Regions from separate parts of the Homo sapiens genome. Here region 2 is linked to region 1. Evidence: chromatin contacts called from ENCODE Hi-C data. All regions are on one chromosome and are shown on one strand. Each heading gives the region's core, a stretch centred on a gene start or an enhancer-like site at or near the end of the contact. The rest is flanking DNA. Distances are from core to core; before and after follow the strand shown.

Region 1 (2,625 bases), core at 61-2,560:
TTTCTCTCTTTATTGCCATGGAAGCAAGAAGAGCAATGCAGAACATGGAAAGCTTTGCTAGAGCAGTGTTTCACTCAGACTTTCTGCAAGACATCAGGAGCTGCTCGAGATTTTGCAAACACATTTATGGGAAAATCATGGCTATAGAAAAGCTCCTAAAATTAAAACAGAGCTGGAAAAGAATAAAGATCATTGCATTTGTCTTTAAACTCAGAAGCAGAACCCCTGGGATTTAGCATTGTATAACAACACTGGAAACATTATTAACATTAATAAATAAACATCTGGATTGACTTGCAGTCTAAATTTAAGTGTCCTAAATATTTTGGCTCAATTATAACTATACTGCTTTTTTCTAAATTCTCAAATGTTTCTTCTGTCCTTAGCTTATATTTCATTTTCTTCTAACTCTTTTAACTCGAATCTTTAAATGGACCTTGTTGTATAAATGTTTAAGCACCAAATGTCTATATAAGGATATGGAATTGATATTGATTTCAGATTTCATATTTGTACAATCTGGGTTCTTTACATACTTATAGGCTTTTAATTGGAATTACATAATCACACCATTTGTTTATCTTTATTTCATATAATGCTTTCTGTTATATATAATTTCAAGAGTGCCAAAATTTACCAACAAAGTTTTAGTTGAGCTAAAATTAAACCTGCATGCTATTATGAAGCTATCTGTTATTTCCATTTTTAAATATAAAATTAGCCAGAGTTAGCCCAGTTTGGGATAGTATTAGGGAGAACCCATAAAATATGGTGACATAAACCACATTATGCCATAATCATGGCCAAGTTTCACTTGAATTCTCAAATGTATTCAAAAAGCAAGAGTAAAGGTCAGCAAAACACATCTTCACCAAGAAAAGTGCAGTAAAACGAATGCCAAATTAAATGGGCCAGCTACAGAGAATTCTACCCATAAACACAATGCTTATACTTAATCTGTTTCTCACCACCTTCATTTGAGAACGCTGGTCTCAGGTCCCTGGGCTGCTGTTCCTGCCTTGAGCTTTTTTGTCGTTGCAAGCCACGGGGTTGCTATGCAAAGTCCCAACGCATGGAACCAGAGTTAATCATTCACAGGCCTTTTTGCCTGAAATAAGATGCTTTTCATTTCCCTTGGCTTATGTGAATAATGAAAAAAGAAAACAAACAAAGGAGATAACTGCACAATGTTAAAAGATAATCCCTTAGCATAACTATTGTCTAGAAGGCTGAGCACCGTAGTCAGGCAAAAATCCAGTCTGCATTCAGTGACTACACTGACATTTATTTATAAGAGATTATGCCGTGACAGAGCTTCAAGTCATTTAGAAATGCTCCCATTCCCCAAGGCCTTCGTTATATTTATATGCAGGAGCCCATATTATTTTTCCTGGTGTTATGGCAACAAGGATTTCAGTGTTTACAGAGCTATCAAGTTCTGACAAGCCAAGCCGGGGACTTTGCATCACTGGCTTGCATTAAAATGGAGCGCAGGACCTGGAGAGCTGAGCTGAAGCTCAGCTGTCTGAACAACTAATACCTGAGCAGAAGAGGGTTAGGAAGCAGGCAAACGGTGCTAATCAACTCACAGAGCCACTTTCCCCCAAGGGAATTTGCCCTCATGATCCTGCGGTTTAAGAAATATATTACAAAATACGCTGAACCTAGGAAGTCATATTAAACTCAAAAGAAAAACAAAACCCAAATTCCTACTACAATTTTGTACTCTGCGTGGATGTTTTAAAGCTGTGTTGAGTATCGTACATTAGAGTCCTTTATTAGGCCTCTGGAGTAGAGAAAGGGGAAATGAAAATGCAGTGGGTGAAGAAAGGGCAGAACAAATACTCTCTCTGTGCCCACCTTTGGTTTTTAACTACACAATGGAGATCAGCCCAGCTTACGTTCACACCTAATTTAACCACTGCCCAGGGCCCAGTAGTTTCTAGCATACTCCAGCTCTGAAGCTAATTACTGCAGGAAGCTGGTTATGAAAATGTCCCAGAAATATCTGTATCTCACAGACAAAATTATTTTGAGAACTTGCCACCTGCTCCACGAAAATAAATATATGGAAGCAGGACCTTGCGCTCCATGGTTTTCTACATTGAAGTTGTTTTCTGGAGTTGGCCCAAACTCCTCCATATTCTCTGACTAGAGACAGAGCTAGAAATCATTTAAAAAAAAAAAAAAGTCCTTCCAAACATACTCTTTGGACATCTTGGTTCTAGATGGAGCAGGAAATAAAAGCCACAAGCTTAACCTCTGATACAATAAGCTACCACCTTCCAGTTCTAGATTTGGGCCTGGGAAATAATCAAGTCAGAGTAAAATGAAACAAGGAGTTCTAACCACATTTCTTTTTCTTCTTTTTCTTTCTCTCTTTATTTTCTTTCCTTTATATATGTGTGTTCATAAGGGTATTGGTACTCATTTGGTTATAAAAGTGTCACACTGAATTGTAGAATGAACTTCACACACGTCTAAATCCTTTTCAGTTTTTTTGAGATAGGGTCTCCCATTGGCAGTGCAATCATGGCTCACTGCTGCCTCAACCTCCCAGGCTCAAGTGATCTTCCCATCTCAATCTCCCAGGTAACTAGGATTACAGGCAAATGCCACCATGCC
Region 2 (2,625 bases), core at 52-2,551, 410 kb after region 1:
ATCTGTCTAATGTTGGGCTTGCTCAGTTCTGCAAAAACCTGTAGCACTGTGCAAGAAAAGACTTGATGCATTTGACAGCAGGTGTTCAGGAAAAATGCACCACAGTAAATAGCAGCAATTGATGATGAGCACAAAATGAAGAGAACAGAAGAAAAAAAAATTTAGCATGCACACACATACACATACTTAAGTTATTTTATTAGCATATTTTCTTTGTCCATTTCTATTAAAGAGTCATTTTACAAGTCAAAACAGTATGTATCCAGCACTAATCCAAATTCTTCCTCTTGTAAAAAGTGAATCTGCTTTTTAAAAAACTATAGGGGCAAAGTGAAAACAATGCAAACTAACATTTCCTATGTCTCTATAAAATTCACTCTTTAAAAAGGGTCTCCATAAGATAGAATAGGAGTGAAGAACTTCCTTAGATATTTACATATTTTAAGATATTTAAAAATATATAAACCCATGGGTTCTTAATGGGGGTAAGGGAGTAGTGGCAGTGGGGACAAATGGCCTGTCCTCTGCTTCTTTTCCCAGCATCGTCTCCTGTTATTTGACCCCTCCAGGCCCTTTACTTTCTACCAATACTGAACTCCTTGTACTTCCCCTAAAATTGCTATGAGCATATTCTTCACACCTCTCTAATTTATAAATAGTGATCTCTTTATCTGAACAGTCCTGTCTACTCCCAGGCCATGTACTCCAGGAAAATCCTAGTTATTCTTTCAAATCATTTCTATACAAAGAAACTGTCATTTTCTTCTCTATATTACTCCTAAACATTGTTCACATTTCTTTTGCACATATCACACAACAGTTGTTTATATTTTCTAATGCCCCTGCTGAACCATAAGATATTCAAAGGACATATATTTTTTCCCAATTTAAAAGAAATCACAATGTAAGGTGATCTGCCTACAGACACCTACTAGGTATACAGAAGCATGCAGACAAGAAATATATAAGACAGCAGGTGGTACCAAAAACATGTTGCTCAGAATATGTTTCTGGATAACTAAGGTTTTTAACTCATTACATATAAACGATTTTTAAAAACCTAAAATGAAAGTCTTCTGATATATACTACAAAGAATGGATGATATGGTAAATGTAAACAAACAAAGGTTTTGTTGACTCAAAGTCTTCTTTTCCCTCTCCATCATTCTTAAACAATATTCTGTGCTAAAGTTATTAGATGGTGAGGATACAGATGCCGTAGGACAGATTTATACAATGTAACTTGAACGGGCACCACAGGACTGATGGGTTGCACAGTGGTGACGCCGAGTGGTGATGCAGAGCTGTGGATACTGCCTGCCTGCACTTGCAGAGGTCATCAATGTTTCCACATCCTCTGAGAGGAACAGCGTGTTTCTGTCTCTCACCCCAAAGAGACATTGTTTCTGTTTTCTATTCCTGCCACTCCTCAATTTTTTTTAAGGTACAAAATACCAAGATACAGAAGCTATTTCTTATCAGTCCCACCAGAGTGCAGCAGGGCTGTTTTATCCTTTTCTTTGCCTTGCGTTTTCTTTCTCCCAGGCTGGTCCCAGCCCATTTCTGAGTTCCGTCAGTCCTGCTTTGGCTGTTCAGTGCACCTTTCTTTTTCCTTGTCTCTGGTACCTTGTCTGATAATACAAGACATTACAAAATAATGTCTTTTTTTTTAATCTTACCTATTCATAGTTCAAAATTCTGGCTCTATTACTTACTGAGTTTTATTTATTTATTTGAGATGGGGTCTTGCTCTGTTGCCCATGCTGGACTGCAGTAGCGCGATCATGGCTCACTACAGACTTGACCTCCAGGGTCCAAGCGGTCCTCCCACCTCAGCCTCCCGAATAGGTGGGACCACAGGTGTGTGCTACCACATCTGGCTAACATTTAAATTTTATTTTTTTGGACAGACGGGTCTCCCTACGGTGCCCAGGCTGGTCTAAACTCCGGACTCAAGTGATCCTCCTGCTCAGATTACAGGTGTGAACCACCACACCTGGTTGTAACTGAATTTTTTTTTTAATTACAGGGTACATGTGCACAACGTGCAGGTTTATTACATAGGTATACATGAGCCATGTTGGTTTGCTTCCCCCATTAACTCATCATTTACATTAGGTATGTCTCCTAATGCTATCCCTCCCCCAGCCCCCCACCACCTGACAGGCCCCAGTGTGTGATGTTCCCTGCCCTGCGTCCAAGTGTTCTCATTGTTCAATTCCCACCTATGAGTGAGAACATGTGGTGTTTGGTTTTCTGTCCTTCTGATAGTTTGCTGAGAATGATGGTTCCCAGCTTCATCCATGTCCCAACAAAGGACATGAACTCATCCTTTTTTATGGCTGCATAGTATTCCATGGTGTATCTGTGCCACATTTTCTTAATCTAGTCTATCACTGATGGAAATTTGGGTTGGTTCCAAGTCTTTACTATCGTGAATAGTGCTGCAATAAACATACGTGTGCATGTGTCTTTATAGCAGCATGATTTATAATCCTTTGGGTATATACCCAGTAATGGGATGGCTGGGTCAAATGGTATTTCTAGTTCTAGATCCTTGAGGAATCACCACACTGTCTTCCACAATGATTGAACTAATTTACACTCCCACCAACAGTGTAAAGG

The links. Hi-C counts contacts between places; a loop is a spot of excess contacts on that map. Pooled maps may share reads with other maps.
Region 2: a loop to region 1 is called in a pooled map, with 2.0 times the contacts of the local background. The contact joins the enhancer-like site here to the promoter of LINC01091 in region 1. A Hi-C loop is called at or near these places in 2 of 168 maps with a recorded cell type or tissue (IMR-90 and chondrocyte), 1 of 37 single-sample maps with no recorded cell type and 11 of 50 pooled maps.

The regions. Positions count from the first base shown.
Region 1 is chr4:123,648,676-123,651,300 of GRCh38, reverse strand. LINC01091 (long intergenic non-protein coding RNA 1091) reads right to left here and starts at 1,310. Exons shown (of 6, transcript NR_027105.3): 1 at 972-1,310.
Region 2 is chr4:123,243,132-123,245,756 of GRCh38, reverse strand. All of the region lies in intron 14 of AFG2A (AAA ATPase AFG2A), which reads right to left. Among named protein-coding and RNA genes, the nearest start is that of SPRY1, 150 kb to the left of the region's middle. Within about 2 kb of position 1,301, at least 2 of the 41 ENCODE cell types and tissues checked have a DNase peak (open chromatin) inside an H3K27ac peak, as active enhancers do.